2 separate regions of the Mus musculus genome follow, and region 2 is linked to region 1. Evidence: chromatin contacts called from ENCODE POLR2A ChIA-PET data. All regions are on one chromosome and are shown on one strand. Each heading gives the region's core, a stretch centred on a gene start or an enhancer-like site at or near the end of the contact. The rest is flanking DNA. Distances are from core to core; before and after follow the strand shown. Region 1 holds the start of Glul (glutamate-ammonia ligase (glutamine synthetase)). Region 2 has its middle 51 kb from the start of Zfp648.

Evidence for each region. ChIA-PET counts read pairs that join two places held with the same protein, here RNA polymerase II (POLR2A).
Region 2: POLR2A ChIA-PET joins it to region 1 with 42 read pairs in Patski. The contact joins the enhancer-like site here to the promoter of Glul in region 1. POLR2A ChIA-PET finds 5 or more read pairs at or near these places in 2 of 5 experiments (Patski and embryonic stem cell).

Annotation. Positions count from the first base shown.
Region 1 is chr1:153,898,080-153,901,402 of GRCm38, forward strand. Glul (glutamate-ammonia ligase (glutamine synthetase)) reads left to right here and starts at 1,850. Exons shown (of 7, transcript NM_008131.4): 1 at 1,850-1,980. Gm38440 (a long non-coding RNA gene) reads right to left here and starts at 1,697. Exons shown (of 2, transcript XR_387481.3): 1 at 1,516-1,697; 2 at 1-671. It overlaps Mir8114 (microRNA 8114), which reads left to right and starts at 1,847; the gene lies at 1,847-1,957.
Region 2 is chr1:154,148,993-154,151,994 of GRCm38, forward strand. No RefSeq gene overlaps it. Among named protein-coding and RNA genes, the nearest start is that of Zfp648, 51 kb to the right of the region's middle. Within about 2 kb of position 1,370, at least 2 of the 3 ENCODE cell types and tissues checked have a DNase peak (open chromatin) inside an H3K27ac peak, as active enhancers do.

The DNA of each region.
Region 1 (3,323 bases), core at 600-3,099:
GTTCAATGTCAGACCCTGTCTCAAAAAAAAAAAAAAAAAGTAGAGGGTGATAGAAGACACCTAAAGTCATCCTCTGACCTCTACACATATGGATGCAGTGTATAACACACACGTGCATGTGTGCATACATGCATGCACACACAGAGTAATCATGGAAAGAAACGACTCAGTCTCTTCAGATTATATTGACCTATGAGATGACATCGTCTTCCTAACACTCCTCATGTTCCAGGTCCCACTGTCATCCCCGCTACAAATGCTAAGACAGAGCTTGTGTGGCTACTAATTTGGCTACTACTCAGAATGAACTTGGGTTTGCCCGACGTGAAGCCCCGCTGTTGAACAACCTCATGGTAAAACGCTTCACACAGTACTGACTAGGACACAGAATTTGCAAGGTGCCTTTCTGGTCCAAAGCCTATTCAAATCCCCACCTGTGGGGCATGCTGCTTCTGTGAGCCACTGTGTCAGACACACTCAGGGGAAATTGACAGAGGTTGACCTAACAGGCCGAGCTATGTGTGTGGGGTCACAGGCAACCTTTCTTTTTCATATTTGTGGTGCATACACAGAAGCAGAAGCACAAACTTCATCCCTTCCTCTTCCAAAGGCACTGAGAGCGTGGGTTTCTGGCATCTAGAGAGAAAACTTCATCTCGAATGCCAGAAGTCCTGAAAGATAAAGCCCAGCCATGAGGTGGATTTCATGTACTAGAAAGAGACTGCTCAGAGCATAGCATTAATAACAATATATGGGCCACGTCTATTTTTTTACAGGTAAATTCTGTGCACATTTTCAGCTTGTCTCACTACAGTATTCACACACTATCTCAGCCATCACTGCAGGGTTAAGAAAGGAAAGAGAAAACTCTCATTCCCTCTCCCCCAACACACACACACAGTTAAAAACAACTTGGGAAGCAAAGCCAGGGGTTCCCCCCACCCCTCTTGCTTTTTTGTTTGTTTTCTCTGTGAAACCCTGGTTGTCCTGGAATTCCCTCTGTAGAGAAGACTGGCCTCGAACTCAGGAGACCCACCCGCCTCTGCCTCCTGAGTGCTAGGATTAAAGGCGTGTGCCACCCCCGCTTTCCCTCCTGAGTGCTAGGATTAAAGGCATGTTGCCACCCTGCTTTCCCGGTCAACTGCTCTGAAAGTCCTTCCATCTGCTTTATTTTGCAGATCCAAGGAAAGGCTGAGAGACGGGAACACACACACACAAGGCAACATCAAATAGACTATGGACGTCCAGAATCCTCTTTATAGAAACATCACACTTGTGTTTAAACCGTGAAATCACAGTCTGACCACTTCCCCCAAATCCACTCAGGAAACCAGGAAGATAGGGTCCTCCAGGTTCTGGGAATCGTGTTTCTCTCTCTCTCTCCCCGCGCCTGATCAGGGCTCCCTGCCTCTCCCCAGCCCAACCCGTCCCCAGGCTCGCTCAACAAACAAAGGGTAAAATTCTCTTCTGGGGTTCTGGATTTTCAGTGACAGATCTCCTCGAAAACCTCTGTACCGTTAAGGAAGCAAAGAGCCGAGGCCAAATGACTCTGAGGAAGCCTCAGCCTGGGTCCGAGGGTCCAGAGGTCGCTTAAGAACGCAAGCTGCAAATGCATCCTGCACCTTCGGCCCTGGCCCTCCTCCAGCCGCCGCTGCCTCCCCTCCCCCACTCCCCTTTCTCTTTCTTTCTTCTGGGTCTCGCTCGCCCCACCCTGAGGCTCCCGCACAGTTCCTCGGCCAATGGCCTCAGGGCCCCGGCGCGCAGCAGCTGATGGGCGCGGGTTTCCTGGCCTAGGTCAGCCAATCAAGGCGACTGGGGGCGGGCACAAGCTGTCAATAAAAAGTACCGAGCAGCCAGCGACCCTGCAGAGCGGAGAATGGGAGTAGAGCAGAGTGTCTGAACAGCACGCTCACCCATCTCCTCTCCGCCTCGCTCTCCTGACCTGTTCACCCATCCATCATCCGGCCGGCCACCGCTCTGGTAAGCGCACGGAGGGTCCAGGAATGTACGGCCGCCCGGGCTGTGGGGTCGCACTCTACTTCCCAGCTCCAGTCAGCTGCTGTACGGAGCGGGATGCAGCGCTCGTGCCTCCCGCGTGTTTGCAGCGTGCGGCCCGGGCCGGCTCTGCTTGGTGTTCCTAGGACGCGCTGTGAGCCAAGCTCCGGGAAGGGCGGGGTTGCGGGTTGTTTTGATCTGTTCTATACTTGCGGCCGGAGGCGCCGCCCCGGGAGGCAGGCGCCGTTGGCTGGGGTTCACGCTGAGATGGGGGCTTTCCGGTGGTCCCAGCGGGAGAGGGTTCTTGCCTTAGGTGGGCGCAGGCGCCTTGATCCTCTCTTCCTGGCGGCGCATTTGGGGGGCGTCGTCACGCTGTGGGTGGTCTGGTTGAGGATGGTGGTCCTAAGCGTTGATGGCACCACTCCCCAGCTCCCAACGCCGTGTCCTAGGCCTTTACCATATGACCGAACAATGGAGAGCCGGAGCCCCGGAGTGGCCGGCGGGCTCCGCAGTGGAGAGGCCGCGCCAAGCGGAGGCAGCAGCGGCGCGCTGTGCCTCCCGCGGTCGCCCCACTCTCGCCACCCGGCCTCTACCCTCGCCGGGGTATGGCCCCCTGGGAGAGGCCTTGAGATCTACGCGGGCCCGAGGGTCGCGGCACCGACTTTCCGGACATTTTAGTGGGAAGGCTGCTTTCAAAGTGGATTGCCCCAACTCCTCCGGGGGCGGGAAGCGGGGATCCTCCCCCAGCCGCAAATACTCAAAGAAACCAACCATTGAAGACGTAGAAGATGGAGATTCTCGGTCCTCAGAGTCCCCTTCTAATACTTTAGGCTTCGTTGCCTACTCTGTGAACTCCGGGGAGAAGTCGAGGGTTAAGATTAAATCGCACCCGTCTTATTCCAGCACCTCCCCCTCCGAACGGTCTGGGTCCCCCACTCCATCGCCCTCGCCCAAAAAGCTCCGTTGCTTAGACCAGCGAGAAATCGAGAACGAGGAGAGGCATGAACACTGCTCTAAAAAGAGGAGGTCTAGAGAGTACAACCCCAGTGCATTTGATTCTCATTGGCTGGGGTGAGTAAAAGTCAGGGCGAAGGACCCCGGGTGCATCTGGCAACCCGCAGAAACTACTCAGAATTTTAAGAACCCATTCCACTTTGCACTACAGGGACACCAGTTGGTGCTATCTATGTACACTAGGCTGCTGGCACCCAGCTGGTCTCAGGGAACCAGGGCCAGAGGAGGAACTCAGGTTCCCCTAACAGTTCATTAATGCTGGATGTGTGTGTGTGGGGGGCGGGGGGCACGGCAGAGGAGGAAAGCTGATGAGT
Region 2 (3,002 bases), core at 120-2,619, 250 kb after region 1:
AGAACCAACAAGGACACAGAGGCCCAAGGAATGAAGTAAATACAGAGAGATCATCTGTGTGGCATGGCGTCGTCAAGGGGTTGCGGCATGAGGTGCAGGCTAGGGGTCAGAAGGAGTCAGAACATTCAGGAACATCTGAGCACAACACCACGCAAGGTCACATAAATCACTTGCAAAACAAAGTGTGTCCAGTCAGTAGATAGATGAGGGTGTGGGCGTGTTTGGTAATTGCACAGCACTGCCAAGATCAACAGTTCGCGTGCACAATTATTCATTAATCTAAATACATGTAGAACAGAAGCGCTCGGTACCAGGACTGAAAGCCCTATGACCAGTGCTGCATTCCTGATAAAATCGCCAGCATTAGTTTGACCTCTAAGGCGAGACCTCTGAGGGAAACTGTTGAACGAATAAATGGATGGAGCCCCCATCCAAAGACCTTCCTGTTTCTGCTGATAGAAACTGTATCTCTTTCATATTTCTTTCATAGTTACTACCTAGCTTCTACTAACTCACCAGGGTAGGTGGATCACTCCCAGAAGGGTACCACTCAGATGGAGCAGGGACTTCATCCCAATCCCTGGTTCTTCAAGAACCAGACAAGCAGAGTGAGTGCCCGAGGAGATTTGAGGTGGAAGACCACAGGGGGAGTGAGATCTACAGCCAGTAGAGAGTAGGAGTCATTTTAACAGGAACACCAGCTGCTGCTAGTCAGCTAGAACAAGTTAGGATTAAGGCAGAGGGAGGGAGAGAGAGAGAGAGAGAGAGAAAGAGAGAGAGAGAGAGAGAGAGAGAGAGAGAGAGAGAGAGAGAGAGAGAGAGAGAGAAAGAGAGAAAGAGAGAAAGAGAGAAAGAGAGAGAGAGAGATGCAGATTTGTGTTTTCAGCCAAGTGATGCACCACTGTCTGAAGTTCTCCTTCTCACCACCACATGCCTAGGACTCAGCAGGATCAGACTGGTACCTGTATAGAGGAGAAGGCAGGCAGTATTATTTAGTAAGACATAGAGCCCCTTCCCCAATTGCCTTTTGTGATGGACATGACATTGAATTCTGAGATCTCTGTATTTAAAAGAGGGAATGTCTCTGTTCCCACAGACAAGACAAGGTGGCAAAGAGTGTCAGGTGTCAGGGCACCCCTCCCCCAATACACACACACACTTCTGACAGCTCTGGTGTTCACCTGTAGGCTAATCTCTGCCCACAGGCCTGGACCAGGCTTGACAACAGCTCCTCCCTCAGACCGCCCCAGCCCTGCTGGGTGGCGGTTGATGATTCCCTGGCTGTTTGTTCTGCTAGAGGAGACAGAAGACTGCAGTGTGCTGGAATCCTGCCCTGCCCACTCTGCACAGCTGCCTCCCCCAGCACATGGAAGCTGCTGAGCAGACAGAGAATCAAAGATGATTACGGGCTGCTGGAAAACCGTGCGCTTCTGCCTGGCTGCATCTGCCTGCCAAGCTGTTATGTAAGCCACAGACCCGTTCAGGCCTGGAACCAAACAATGCTGCTGACAGCCCTTCTGTGACCTGCTTATCAGCTAAGCTGCCAGAAACCCTGCCTCACCTGGAGCACACCTGCCCCTTGAGAACTTTGCCCATCCTGCGCTGACAAGCCATTTTCATATTTGTTTTGGGGTTTCCCTGTCTCTGCTCCCTTCCAGCACAGACATATGGGTGGGTCAGGGCCAAGAGTTGACTTTGGTCAGATTCCAAGTGACTAAGACATTTAACTCTGGAAAGCTTCGTTTCACAACCCAGGGGTTGTTTTTCAGCCTCCTAAGTGAATAATTCACTTTGGCTGTTTAGACACTAGAGCTGAACTCCTGGAGCCCCCAGATGACCTCCTGCCTGGAGAGGGACTGACCGATCTGCTCTGATAACCAAAAACTTATTTAGGGATCCTAGATATGCCCCACAGCCAAAGGCACCAAATTTGATGCCGAAGAACTTTACTTCCAGCATGTCCATGACTCGGTTAAATTTGTTGGTTTCTCAGCACTTCAGTTTCTTAGGTCTCTCTCTCTCTCTCTCTCTCTCTCTCTCTCTCTCTATTGTAATGCAGATGTCTGCAGTAGGCACACAGGAAAATTCAAGCTGAAATATTAGCTGTGCCCACGTTCTTTAAGCATACGTATTCATGTATGCAAGTATGTACTTGTTTTTGCATAGTGTGGCTTCCCTAGGTTGATAGCCGGTACCTTTCTCTTTCTCTCCACTCTATATATCGAGACAAAGTCTTGCAGTTGAACCCAGAACTCACACATGTAACTACTCTGGCTAGTCACCTTGCTCCAGAGAACCCCTGTCTCCAATTTCTGATCACTGGGATTACAACAGGGGGGTGGCCACCCTCATCCAGACTTTGTGCCGGTTCTGGGAATCCAAACTTCAATCTTCATGCTTGCATGGCAAGAATTTTAAATGCTAAGCCATCCTTTTAGCCTTTATTTTCAGCATTTCCAGAAGTATTGCCATTGCATCTGAAACCAGCTCCCAGTCCCACCAGTGTTGATGGTGTTTATGCAGGACATAGGCATTCAAACCTAGATGACACGGGTTTTCATTACTCTCCTTTTTGCGATCATAACTGGTGGTACCCCAGAGTCTGGGCTCATATGTTGGGACTTGGACCTTGGAGTTGGGTTTAACTCTGATCAGAGGCCATAAGACCTGTGCTGTAGCTTGAACCTCGCTGCATAACTGGACTGTCTTGAGCTCCTTTTTTTCCTGCATCACTTTATAATGCACAGGCTCTAAGGGGTCCCATTCCGACGTTGGCTGATGGCTGACCATATTCACCTTCATCTGTTCCAGCCTGGAAAGGGTGAGTAGGAGAGTCTCCATTGCTGAGAACAGTCTATTAGCTAGGATCTTAAATCTTTGGACTCAGGCTTTACTCCTGGCCCTTGCCTTTCTCGATAATACAGGAGGCGGGGGTGGGGGGCACTCACAAACCAGGATACCTACATAGCTGTTCAATTCACTCTCATTCTCCATGGATGGCT